Regions from separate parts of the Homo sapiens genome. Here region 2 is linked to region 1. A link is a contact called in ENCODE Hi-C data. All regions are on one chromosome and are shown on one strand. Each heading gives the region's core, a stretch centred on a gene start or an enhancer-like site at or near the end of the contact. The rest is flanking DNA. Distances are from core to core; before and after follow the strand shown.

What was found. Hi-C counts contacts between places; a loop is a spot of excess contacts on that map.
Region 2: a map of endothelial cell of umbilical vein shows a loop between it and region 1 (3-fold over the local background). The contact joins two enhancer-like sites. A Hi-C loop is called at or near these places in 1 of 168 maps with a recorded cell type or tissue (endothelial cell of umbilical vein).

What each region holds. Positions count from the first base shown.
Region 1 is chr14:90,404,826-90,411,597 of GRCh38, forward strand. It overlaps CALM1 (calmodulin 1), which reads left to right. Exons shown (of 6, transcript NM_006888.6): 6 at 1-3,443. Among named protein-coding and RNA genes, the nearest start is that of CALM1, 11 kb to the left of the region's middle. RefSeq lists an enhancer at 1-815. Within about 2 kb of position 4,651, at least 16 of the 41 ENCODE cell types and tissues checked have a DNase peak (open chromatin) inside an H3K27ac peak, as active enhancers do; they include endothelial cell of umbilical vein, where a contact is called at or near this core.
Region 2 is chr14:90,847,746-90,855,018 of GRCh38, forward strand. It overlaps RPS6KA5 (ribosomal protein S6 kinase A5), which reads right to left. Exons shown (of 17, transcript NM_004755.4): 17 at 116-7,273. Among named protein-coding and RNA genes, the nearest start is that of LINC02321, 23 kb to the left of the region's middle. RefSeq lists an enhancer at 1,737-2,503. Within about 2 kb of position 2,951, at least 3 of the 41 ENCODE cell types and tissues checked have a DNase peak (open chromatin) inside an H3K27ac peak, as active enhancers do; they include endothelial cell of umbilical vein, where a contact is called at or near this core.

The sequences.
Region 1 (6,772 bases), core at 3,401-5,900:
TTTCTATATAGCAAAACTGAATGTCAAAAGTACCTTCTGTCCACACACACAAAATCTGCATGTATTGGTTGGTGGTCCTGTCCCCTAAAGATCAAGCTACACATCAGTTTTACAATATAAATACTTGTACTACCTTAATGATAAGGACTCCTTAAAGTTCCATTTGCTAATGATTAATACACTGTTTGGGCTGGCCAGTTTTTCATGCATGCAGCTTGACGATTGAGCACAGTCAGGCCTTTGTATTAAAAATGAAAAATGAAAAAACAAATTCAAAACCTATTCAAATGGGTTCTAGTTCAATTTGTTTAGTATAAATTGTCATAGCTGGTTTACTGAAAACAAACACATTTAAAATTGGTTTACCTCAGGATGACGTGCAGAAAAATGGGTGAAGGATAAACCGTTGAGACGTGGCCCCACTGGTAGGATGGTCCTCTTGTACTTCGTGTGCTCCGACCCATGGTGACGATGACACACCCTGGTGGCATGCCCGTGTATGTTGGTTTAGCGTTGTCTGCATTGTTCTAGAGTGAAACAGGTGTCAGGCTGTCACTGTTCACACAAATTTTTAATAAGAAACATTTACCAAGGGAGCATCTTTGGACTCTCTGTTTTTAAAACCTTCTGAACCATGACTTGGAGCCGGCAGAGTAGGCTGTGGCTGTGGACTTCAGCACAACCATCAACATTGCTGTTCAAAGAAATTACAGTTTACGTCCATTCCAAGTTGTAAATGCTAGTCTTTTTTTTTTTTTTTCCAATAAAAAGACCATTAACTTAAAGTGGTGTTAAATGCTTTGTAAAGCTGAGATCTAAATGGGGACAAGGCAGGTGGAGGGGAGGCCAGTGTACATGTAAATGCCCACAGCCCAGCATTGGGTTTCCCTCCCAAGGCCCCAGCACCAACCTCTGAGCCCAAGACCTTGCCTGAAAACAAGCAGATACCGATTGCTTCATCCTATTTATGGACATGTAGGTCTAGTTGCATTTTCACTGGGGGGAGGGGGGAAGGTGAATTATGGTAACTTTTAATGATCTATTCAGGCAGTAGAGCTCTTAAGGAAAAAAAAAAACCCACTTTCTCTCAAGCATGTATTTAGGGGTTGTTCTCAATTGTGCTGCTGATTACCTGTCTTATGTAACTACTTGAGACCATCTGCAAGAGACATGATTTAGTGTGTCTGTAATTCAATCTTCGCTGTGTGTGGTAGAAGCAGTAGTCACTTTTGTAAGCCAGTCTCTTCATGCCTAAAAGACACTACCAGTCACCTTTGATTCGCGACTTTTAATTTATGATTATACTTAGCCTCCTCCTCCTTTTTTTTTTTTTCCCAAGTTGACTTGACTTTGCTTTTTTCCCCCCAAGTAGAACTAATGCTAGCTTCCAGCTTGAAAGTAAAACTCCAGTGTGGAGTGAATTTTGTGTCTAATTATAAACCTGTAACCAAAACTCAGACATCTGGTACTGGTCTTTGCATTGAGATTGGTCCCTGTAAAACCCCCTTTAAAAGCATATTGCATTTAGTACAGAGCTCTTTTTTGAAATGAAGGCTGGAGATGTGCATTTTTCACGGTGTTAACTGGTTGTATCTTATTAGCAAGGAGATTGGGGTTTTGAGTGTTTGCGTGGGTGGTTTCAATTTGCCAGGGAACAGTGGCAGGCTGCTAGCAAGGCAGTGAGAAGCTCTTGGCAGCCAAATGGGTGCATTCAGGGCTGATTTATAGAGACCCTTGGCTTCTCCTTCTCCTACTCCCTGTCTTTCTGGCATTTTGTAGCTTGTTAGATTTTCTGCCAGAGGGGTGGGTCAGAGCAGTGGAGGGGAGACATCGCCCATGTGCTTCTGCTACTGGTCCTTGGGCTGGGTGGTTGGTAGAGGAGATGTTGACACTATGAGCTAAGGGTTGGCTTTTGTAATTACCTGAATCTGAAAGGAATGCCTAAGGTTACCTTGGGGTTTCTCTTCTGGTGAGATAGGGTTCCTGGTTTGAGTAAGTTAATGTCCTGGATATTTCTTGTGGCAGGGGGTGGTCAAAGAGCCTGATTGCTGACCCAGTCTCAGGCCTGTGGTCGATGACCTCTCGGTAGTTTCAAAGGGGGCTGGAGGGGGATATTTGACTTGTTTTTTCGAAATGTAGCCTTCTAACCCTCAAGTCTTTAGAAGCTGGGTGGACTCTTAGTGGTCCTGCAGCGTATCCTAAAAGACTACCTTTGAAACAGGATTCTTGTATGGCCAGGATCCTGTCTGGGAACCAGAAACCCTACACCCTCCCCCTCCAGGGAATGCTGAGTTCCAGTTTTGAGCAGAGGTGAGGCAGAATCCACTGTAGCCTTCCGCCCTGGTATTTGGGGGGATGACCAGCCCAGGCGTTGGGTGTTAGTCTGCATGAGTTTGTGAGAGGAAATAGCTGGGTGTCCTGGCAGTGCCCTTGAAGTTGGTTAGGACCTTCCTGTAAACTCTTGCCCCTACTTCTAACTACTCTATAAATATATACATATATTTATATATAAAGTGATTAGTTGAACTGGCATCCTGCTTTAGCCTGAGACTTGCCATAAGAAACTGCTGAGTACTTGGCAAACCCTTTCATAGTTTTGTTCTCCATCTGTTTGGGGTAGGTGTTGAGCGAGGCAAATGGATCTCGATATTTCAGATGGGCTTTTGATGCACTGTTGCCAAGGAAGGCTTTTTCTGATTTTTTGACAAATGAATTTTTGCACACTTTCATTGGTGTCTTTCGGCAACTTACACACATTGAAAATGAGCTATTGTACATATTTTTATATTCTCTTTATAAATGCATGTCTGATTGTACTTGTAACAATATTGTAATGAACGGCTGTGCAGTAGGCCCAGCGCTGCTGTGTCTCGTCAGAGGAATAGCTTACCACGAACCCCTCAGCATACTGGGAATCTCTTCCTGAACAACGAATGTAAATTTGGTCAAGTCTACTCTTCCGTTCATTCAATTATTTTAAGCATTTGAATTATTTATTGTATATCCTAAATATATTTCTCCTTTGGCAGTGACTAGATTTCCACTAATGTGTCTTAATCTATCCCTCCAGCTGGCAGTTACTGTTTTTTTAATCCCCTGAAGTTGTCCTGTAGGAGACAGAAATTCTTTGCTGTCTGTATCCCTTGGAGTAAGAAGGTAGTGGCATGGGTGGAGTGTGTGTTCTTTCTCCAAATCTATTATGATGTTTATTAAACACTTCTGTAGCAAAGATGGTGGTAGTTCTTTTGTTACTGAAGTTGCCCTTCACCATGGCTATTTGAAAAGGAGATGTACTTGGACGTTTCTGTAAATCTTGAGATAAACTGTTTGGAGATTTAACCACCTCTCTGATGGGGGACCAACTCTATGGAAATTGTAAATACGTTTTATTTATAAACCTGGCACTGTATTCAATAAACATTTCTGCAGCCTTTCATCTCTAACTGCGAACTGTGTAGGTTTCTAGCTTGCATAGCTTTCAATTCCTTTTGCTCTCAACAAGATAGACCTGCCCTCAGATGTAATTTCACTGGGTCTCTAGTACTGTGAGAGTGAGGGGCCAGAAATAACCGTAGACACATCCCACAACCGTCTTACCCTAGTTTTAAGTAGTTTGAGTGTTAATAGCTGACATTTTAACCTATTCTCTTAGCCTATTAACTTGTCCATGCTTGCTTTTTATGCGGAAAATTTACACCATAAGGATTAGTTTCCTTTTAACCCCAATCCAAGCCTCTTTAGGACTTGTATAAAGAAATACATTTTTTTCAATAAGATGGGAATTTTAGATGACAACCAAGATGATACCTTGGTTCATGTCAAGAGCGGGACAGCTGAGGAAAGTGGGGTGGGATGCAAGTACAATTTAGGACCTTGGCATTGAAGCCTTCCCCTTAGTCAACACTGGCCCAGACCCTGGTTCTTAGATGTAGCAGGAGAGGCTGCCTGCTTCTGCCCCCTTTGCTTCCAGAAAGGCCTTTTCCAGCTGCCTCGTGTGTTTCCCACTCTGCCCAGAAGGAGTGAGAGGGCTGAAAAGCGGGGCGGGATAAGGCCCTGCTTTCGACAGAAGGCTTGAGACACATCTCCAGAAAGCATTTAAAGAGCCCCTCCTGCACATAGGAGCTGGGACTATAAGGACATGGTCATCACCGTGGAGACGGCCCTCTGCTCTGAGGCTTTAGACCTGGCTTCTGGATTTGGTTCTGTCCCTCCAGCCTCAGGCAGGTTCTTTACCTTTCCCAGGCCTTGGTATCCTCCTTGGTAAGATCATATTGGACTTGGTACCTTCTGCCTGTGGCTTTCTAGGATTATGACCGACCTGGTTTGGCATCACTTTGTGTTTAGATAGATGAAATTGCAGCCTAAAGGATGGGAGGCAAAATTGTGTAGGAGTGCTGTGTCCTTTGAGATGACAAATGGGATTTAAAAATTCTCACCAGCTTCATGTTGGAGGTGGAGTGGAGGTTAAGCTTGCTATTAAGACGTGATGTAATATTGGAACCTGGGTCAGAGAAACTGATTGTTAAGTGACTTCCATTCTCCCAGGACGGAAATAGGAGGCTACCACTGGGCCTGTAAGGGATTCAGTCCAAGTGACATCATCTGGTTTTCAGCAGCTCCGGTTTAGAAAAACACACACACATTTCCGATTCAAGCTGAACTTTCCCGGGCACTGGGGGGCTGGAGCACCCAATGACTCAGGATGCCTTAGAAGGAAATAAAACATAAAGCTTTTTATAGCTTGGTGCTTCTCTCCCACTGCCCTCAACTCTCTGCCAAGGAGTGGGAGGAGTTAGCTCATGGACCAGAACTCCCATTAAAGCCCCTGAACTCTGATTAAATCAAGTGGCAGTTTTCCTCATGAGAATTATGTTCTTTGTGTCAGGAACCTTAGGAATGAGTGTGAATTGACACATTCAGATTGTGGGGTTTTTTTTTTCTCTTTTGAGGTGGGGTCTCATTCTCACTCAGGCTGGAGTGCAGTGGCACAATCACAGCTCACTGCAGCCTCCACCTCCCAGGTTCAAATGATCCTCCCACCTCAGCCCCCCCAGTAGCTGGGACTACAGGGATGTGCTGCTGTGCTCAGCTAATTTTTAAATTTTTTTATGCAGACGCGGTTTCACATGTTGCTTAGGCTGGTCTCAAACTCCTGGGCTCAACAAATCCTCCCACCTTGGCCTCCCAAAGTGTTGGGATTACAAGTGTGAGCCACTGTGCCTTGGCTCAGATAATTTTTTTTTTTTTTTTTTTTTTTTTTTGAGACAGAGTCTTGCTCTGTCACTCAGGCTGGAGTGCAGTGGTGTGATCTTGGCTCACTGCAACCTTCGCCTCCTGGGTTCAAGCAATTCTCCTGCCTCAGCCTCCTGAGTAGCTGGGACTACAGGCGCACACCACCACGTCTGGCTAATTTTTGTATTTTTAATAGAGACGGAGTTTCACTATGTTGGCGAGGCTGGTTTTGAACTCCTGACCTCAGGTCATCTGTCCGCCTTGGCCTCCCAAAGTGCTGGGATTATAGGCATGAGTCACTGTACCCAGCCCCAGATAGTCTTTTCAATATCATATCTTAGTTTTATTTTCAGTTTTACAAAGGCTAAAAGGAAAATCCAGAGTTTCCTCTAGCAATATAATTATTTGAACATTTTGTTACAACAAGATCTTTAGATCCTGGCTGTATGTAAGCATGTTTGCTTTTAAACTGATTTTTCATTTTGAGTCTTTGTATACCCTTCAAGTTGTGATTTTTTTTAAGTTACTGCATTTTTTAGCAAAAGATAGATTTTTTCCTGCATAGACATATCAGAATCAAGATTTGAGATAGATTGTTTTAAAAATGGAAAATAAGTAAAAAAGTAATTATAAAATCATATCTTAGTTAAAAGGAACAGGTCATATAGGTAAAACTTCCTCTGAGTGCAGGTATCCATATCTGGTGATTCTCAAACTTGGAATACTTCTAACACTGGACATCTAATCCTGTTTCCACAAGGCAGAACTTGGGCTTTCTCCCTTTCAATGACAAGAAGTTAATTAACAGCCCATTCCCATTTTTATTTTTATTTTTTTGAGATGGAGTCTTGCTCTGTCGCTCAGGCTGGAGTGCAGTGGCCTGATCTCCACTCACTGCAAGCTCCGCCTCCCAGGTTCACACCATTCTCCTGCCTCAGCCTCCCGAGTAGCTGGGACTACAGGCGCTCACCACCACACCCTGCTAATTTTTTGTATTTTTAGTAGAGACGGGGTTTCACCGTGTTAGCCAGGATGGTCTCAATCTCCTGACCTTGTGATCCACCCGCCTCAGCCTCCCCAAGTGCTGAGATTACAGGCATCAGCCACCGTGCCTGGCCAACCCATTCCCATTTTTACAAAAGCATTTTTCTGAATTTAATAGAAATGCTGTTGATTATTTAAAATTTGTGATGTCAAATGACCCATAACCTATAAACTATAGCTGAGACTCTGTATTTCCTTTTGGAATTTTTTTCTCACCATATGGATGCAGAGATAGGGTTTACAACATGGGGTCCCACTGTATGTGTAAGTTTTTTTTTTAATAAGCATACTATTCTTTAGTATGTACAATTACATGTTGTATATATACGAATATATTACAATCTTCTTACTCCTTATAACTTTTTCTCCTCACGATATAATTTATGTACCATAAAATTCACCTTTTAAAAATACACAATTTGGTGGTTTTTAGTATATTGACAGGGTTGTACAACCATCACCACTATATAATTTTAGAACACTTTCATCACCCTGA
Region 2 (7,273 bases), core at 1,701-4,200, 440 kb after region 1:
GATTGTTGTGCTTCTTTAACACTCTCACTTATTTCCAAGATCCAACATACCTACCCCCACGCCCCGAAAAGCAAACAAACAAACAAACAAACAAACCACAAGTCCAAGTCAGATATCAGGCATTTGTACATTGACAGGTTTATTCTTAAAGCTTGAACAAATACATCTTTACACACACACAAGTTGGTAAAAAGTAAGCCCTTACTGCTTTGTTAAAAATAAAACCCATACATAAAGCTTTCCGGTCAAATTCCCGAAACATGAAAACATCACATTTCTACAATACATCTGCTTTTTTGATTCATGTGTGTTTTCAACACAGCTCAACAACTCATTCCGATCTACCCAAACAAAGAGAAAACTAACTTCCAGACCATGAAGGAAAAAAAAATACATGCCTCTTATAACTGTTAAAGACAAGTAGCTATAGAATTCTGAAAATTCTCAATAAATAGTTACTAGTATAAAAATGCTTAACTCCATATAGCTCACCTTTAATCAAAGGCAGTACCAGTTATCGCTATAATAAAGCACTCAAAGAACATCGAAATAACTTCATATCTATAGCAACGAAGGGAACATGGAACATTAGCCCTCCTAAACAATTCCAGAAGAGGGAAGTTCATTATGAATTAATACTTGGAAGATTCTAGCCCAGCTAGAATAGATTTTAAAAAACTACAATAAAGTATATAAATATGAAATTCAGAAAAGCAGATAAAGAAAAGCTGTCACTTAATAACACAGGTGGCAGCAACCAAAAATATCATTCCCTCTGGGGGGAATTAATGCTAGATTAATGTGAATAAAATAAAGGAAAATGACATAAAATGAAGATACAAAATAAAATTGATCCTTGATGTGAGAATAACTGTATTCCTTGCATGTTCAGAATGTCCTTATGTTCTTCTAGAGAGACTTAGAAAAAAAAAGCCATGCAAATAAAAATCTCATTACATGCCAGCTGAGTGACTTGCAAAGGTTTGCCCCAGAAGGGCTTTTTAAAGAGGCTAAAGACATTCTAATTGCCATCCAAATTGATGTTTACACCAAAATAAGAAGAAATCATCTACTCCCAAAGCAAATCCTATCTATGGACTTCATAGAATCCCTTATACTTTGTAACATTTTCTGCTTCCTTCTTAAAAACCTAGGGGGAAGGTGAGCTCCTGGGACATAAATACGCAGGGAAAGAACCTCATTAAGCCAGGCAGAGGATGGCAAAGATCAACAAAAGAAAAGAGTCCACCGCACTCCAGCCTGGGCAACAGAGCAAGGCCGCATCTCTAAAAAGTAATAATAAATAAAAGGAAAAAGATGCAAGCAAATTTCTGCAAATAGAAGCGTTCACCCCACAGATGAGAAAAGGGGACTCAGTCGTAACCAGGAGAGCCCGCGCAGGCACCTTGGTGGTCTGAATCTAATAGATGCCACTCTCAAATTCTGAGGAGGATGAATTAGCTACTGCTTATCAGGCAACTAACAGAGCCGGCAACAGAAAGGTTACAAGGCCACCTTCGCAACCAGCCCTTTGAAACTGGAAACAAAGTTTTGGCCAGAGATGAACACGCACCCATATGTCTGAAGACAAAAGTTTTTTAAGAGGGCACGGACTCCGGATCTTTTATCTTATGAATAGATCCACTTTGGTTGGTAATTCTTCTGCCTGACAGGCTGCCTTGGGCTACTACACAGCTGATATGAGTGGACAGCAAAGAGCTGTGTAAACCTGTCTAAAACAGTGCACTTGGTGGCTACATACGGCTAATCGCTGCTAGTGTTTAGAGTCTGTGGCTGACTCATCTCAGTACGGTGACCTGGACTGCAGCAAGATCGGGCACAGCTTCCCTTAGGTGGGAGAAAGAAGGAATACCATGGAGGTGTGTGTGGATGTGTACGCACACAGGAGAGAGTCGGGGCTGGTGGGGAGGCAGAGAGAGAGAAAGGAAAGGCCAAAAGGAAAGTTAAAGGGATTTACTTTATTGATGCTAATGTAGGGGTCAGCTAACAGTAACAAGCTACTACTATTATTTCCCAAAGATGGAACAAAGGGTGACGTTACCCGTTGATGCTAGATGATGTCCTCAAACCTGACGTAGTAAAGGAAAATCAACACATTGTCTCACAGCTTTCTTACCTGGCAGCTGGCACCACATTAGAATCTCCATGGCCGTGCATGGTGGCTCATGCCTGTAATCCCATCACTTTGGGAGGCCCAGGTGGCAGGATCGCTTGAGCCCAGCCTGGGCAACACTGTGAGACCCCACCTATATTTAAAACAAAGGAATCCCCAGTCTCTTTGAAGTATGTGCCTTAGAAGGAAAGTTTCAGGACACTCTGGCACTTTTTTTCTAGTCTGGGAAGGGATCTGTGGGCTTTCTACAAGGGAGCAAACAACCTCAATTCTTTCCTCTGGGATCCCGTCAGCTTCTCCTTCCCCAGAGGTCCTGACATTGCTTACCAGCCATTGACCTGAAATGAACTGCTTCAACGTGTTCTGAAGGACCTTTAAATAAGAGATGGTAATAAATCCAGCTGCTACAGAATGACAAGAAGAACAGTCATGATTGTAGTCAATTTTAAAAATAGACATCCTTTCCCTTCTTGCTCCCTCCCATAAATACTAAATGGAAGAAGACACAAATAGAAAGAGAAGAAAGTATTTTTAATCTATTAAGAAAATGAAGAAAACAACCTAATCAATGTGGGAAACCATACAAAAAAAAAAAAAAAAAACAGAAAATATTACATAACCAGGCCTTTTAAATAAGGATGGAATTCAATAAAAAACTTAAAATGCTTACATCTTCTGAAATAACCCATGATTAGCTCCAAGTTTTAGAAAGTTCTTGAACAAAAGGTACACATCAAAGTAGTGAGGTAGCAGCCCCCACTTTCCCAAAAAGTTTTCAGGAAAAGGCTGCACAAGCACCTGTTGGTGAGGTCACCAGGAAGGAATCTGCTTCCGGCAGGAAATTGCACTGGGTGAGCTCTAAGGCTCCTAAACTCTAAGATTCTCGTATGTGCTGAAAACACTGCTATGACGACAGTTTGATCTGATCATCTATGCATTCCTCTGAAATAAATGAAGTCAATTCAAATAAGACATTCTACAAATTAGCCAAGCACAATGATATATTTTAAACCCACACTCAGACCGACAGTGTACACCATAAATTTGTACTAGAACAATACCCATAAATATAAAAAATCTACTTAATTTTATACTTTGTTAGTTCCTACTTCAAAATGCTAGTCAATATTCACTACAGAGAAGTGGGTAAAGATACTTTTATTTTATTTTTTTTTTGAGACAGAGTCTCACTCTGCCCCCCAGGCTGGAGTGCAGTGGCGTGATCTCGGCTCACTGCAAGCTCCGCCTCCCGGGTTCATGCCATTCTCCTGCCTCAGCCTCGTGAGTAGCTGGGACTACAGGCGCTCATCACCATGCCTGGCTAATTTTTTTGTACTTTTAGTAGAGACGGGGTTTCACCGTGTTAGCCAGGATGGTCTTGATCTCCTGACCTCGTGATCCACCCTCCTCAGCCTCCCAAAGTGCTGGGATTACAGGAGTGAGCCACCGCACCTGGCCTGGTAAAGATACTTTTAAAATTAAATTGCTATATAACAGAAAGTCTTCATTATTAAATATCATTCTACCCATCTTTGGAATCAGTGTACCTTATGGATTTTTTTAATCCTCTTTAATCGATCCCTCAGTATGCTGGTGAGACAGGGAGGCACAGGTTAACCCCATTTTACAGATGAAGAAATGGAGGCAAAGGGAGGCTGAGTGATTTGCTCAGGGTCACCAAGTCTGCAGCTAAGCTGGAAATAAAGTACCAAACTGCCTTTTCCACAAAATCCTCAGTAATACTCAGAGAGAGTGTCATATCTAGTACATTTTACTCTTCACTTAAAACCAAGGGTTCAGGGAAAAAGGAAGGAATTAAGTGAGCTCTTTGGGTAACCTTGTTTTCTTCTAGAGGATGAAGGTATTTCTCTTTAGATACTGGTAGATATCATTAGTAAAAACTGAATGGTTTTTACTAATAAAGCTGGGCACAGGCCAAGGCAGACATGAATGACAGGCTTTATCTTTCATGGCTCAGTTCTCACAAGAGGCTCACTGTACAAGGTCCAACTTTGCATCTAACTTCAACACACAGCCTTCCCAATCATCTCACAGCGTTTATTTGAACAAAAAAGACAGAATTTAATATATTCGTTGATCTAAAGAAATAAACAGTATTATTCAGTAATAGTCCTAGTATATAAAAACGTGGCATTCATCTACAGCAAAGACAAATTATCGGTATCTTTTCTTTAAAAAATCACTTTTTTTTTTTTTTTTTTTTTTTTAAGACGGAGTCTCGCTCTGTCGCCCAGGCTGGAGTGCAGTGGTGTGGTGCGATCTTGGCTCACTGCAAGTTCTGCTTCCCGGGTTCACGCCATTCTCCTGCCTCAGCCTCCCAAGTACCTGGGACTACAGGTGCCCACCACCATGCCTGGCTAATTTTTTGTATTTTTATTAGAGACGGGGTTTCACCATGTTAGCCAGGATGGTCTCGACCTCGTGATCTGCCCGCCTCGGCCTCCCAACACTTTTGTTTAAAAAATGGAAATTTCTTCTAAAATGGTTTTTCAAAGCTATGGCTCATAAGGAAATAACTAATTGTCAATGTCTAAATACCTTAAAAAGAAGCATATATGTAAGTATTAGTCCAATCATGTGAAACCCAATAAAACAAGATTTGATTTGAAAACATTTTCAATGAAAAGTGCAAAGGTTAAGGGAAAAACAGCATCTGATATGTGCACCCTATTGTAAAGAATTGGTATTTAATGCTGCAATGGAGTACTAACCACTAATTTCCAGTTTGCCACATGAAAGGCATACTTCCAACTTTTATTTTATCCACATTAAAAGTATTTGTCTTTAAACAAAAATAAATTCCAGTTAGCCTTTGCTGGGAGAAACTTTTTTTTTTTTTTTTTTTTTGAGACAGAGTCTTGCTCTGTCGCCCAGGCTGGAGTGCAGTGGCGCGATCTCGGCTCACTACAAGCTCCGCCTCCCGGGTTCATGCCATTCTCCTGTCTCAGCCTCCCCAGTAGCTGGGACTACAGGCGCCTGCCACCACGCCCGGCTAATTTTTGTTGTATTTTTAGTAGAGACAGGGTTTCACCATGTTAGCCAGGATGGTCTCAATCTCCTGACCTTGTGATCCGCCCGCCTCGGCCTCCCAAAGTGCTGGGATTACAGGCATGAACCACCGTGCCCGGCCTGGGAGAAACATTTTTAAGTGTGCAAAGCAGTCACAATGAAAAAAGCCCCGGATGTTAGCAAAAAGAGTGAATGTGTTTGCCGTTCTATAAATAAAATGAGTTCACTATAAAAAAAATTGTTATGATGCTTTACTTAATTTGCCCATTTCTCAACATAGGCTTTGAAAAATTCCTCTAAATGAAACAACTTTATAAGGGATGAAGATGTCATAATGATATTTTCCACTGTAGAAACTTCTTAGGTTATCACTCAAAAAACAAAACAAAAGCCAAAACCTAGCAGAAACAAATGACTAATCAAACTAAAATTTCAAAGAGTAGATTCATCAAACTAAGATCTCCCATTAAGACATCAACAATGAAGTGGCTAATAAAAAAGTAAGCATCACATTTATGATGTCTAGATAAAAGTCAACCAAATAAATAAGATGCATCCCTTAAGTAACAACAATAAAAAAAAAACCCAAAAACAAAACAAAGCATCAATGGATGTTTTAAATACCTAAAATTTAGGTTGGGCACAGTGGCTCACGCCTGTAATCCCAGCACTTTGGGAGGCCGAGGCAGGCAGATCATCAGGGCAGGAGTTCGAGACCAGCCTGACCAACATGGTGAAACCCCATCTCTACTAAAAATACAAAAAAAAAAAAAAAAACCCTAAAATTTAACACTATGAAGTCTCTATATTAAATCAAAATCGTAACCATCTTGAAAGCTAAATTAAAATAATCCTGGAGCTCTGGAATGTTATTCCCTCTTAAAGCTGTATTAGGTCTTTAGGAAATCAATGTGGTGTTACTAGTTTATGTGTATCCCATTATTCATTTAAAAAGAAACGAACACAAATATTTCACACCCTTTTTCTTGATTAATCATTTGTACCAGAGAAAACTCTGTATATACCAGTACAGGTGGGGGATTACTGGCAGGGCAGATAGTCGATTTAAGGAGTGAGGGGCAGTCTTATTAATTTGGTATTGTAAGCCCCCAATACATGTGTGTATACACATACATAAACACACACCTATGTAATTTTCACAAGACCAAACTATTAAAGTACCTAGAAAATAGAATATTTTTTCCTCTAAACTAAGATATCTGTTTATATAGACTATTGATGCAAACTAATTTTAAGTAATTATAGTGCAAGGAGCCTGATGTATGAAGATTTGACATTGTAATTTATAATTCCTAAGTAATTATTAAATGATTAATGTTTAATCATTAATCATTTAATAATAAATGGCTACCAGATTTAGAACAAAACTTACTGTAGCCATTATAATCTGCTAACGTTTGAAAAACTTAACATGAAATCAGCACAGAAACTAAGTTTTTAGAAATAGCCTACATAATGAAGATTATGTATTATATAGTCACAAATTTTTATTTTAGATTTCACAATGTACACTTGTCTCAAGTAAGTCTATTTAACTAGAATTTTTAAAGACTTGCGATTTTGCTAAATGTATCATCATTAGAAAAAGTTTTCTGGATGTGTATATGAGCAGGGTTTGATTATTCTGACATCAGAAAGCCAACACTAGATTCCACAGCAAGGACACTGGAATTTAAAAATCTGGAATACTTTAACAGTAGACTTTACTCAAATATCTAAAAGACGTATCAGACTCACTCAGTAAAAAATATACTATACTTACTACAAATACATTATCTTCTAAGCCCATTCTTATTTTTAAAAATATGTACAACTAGACTAATGATGCCAAATACTTACACAAGTTCATGCATTTTAGGTGTGCTTTATTCAAAATATATTATTAAAAAATGTCAATACCTAGTTACTTCAAAAAATACCTTCAAAATGTTTACCATTCAAAACATATAAAAAGCACTGACTTTATTGTACTGCAATATAAATTCTTCACATAAAGATTTTATGTAAAACACTCTGCAGTTAGAAACAATCTTATTTACATTTTCTATAAAAGTATTTTGAAGTTTTAAAAGTCTAATCGATTTTTTT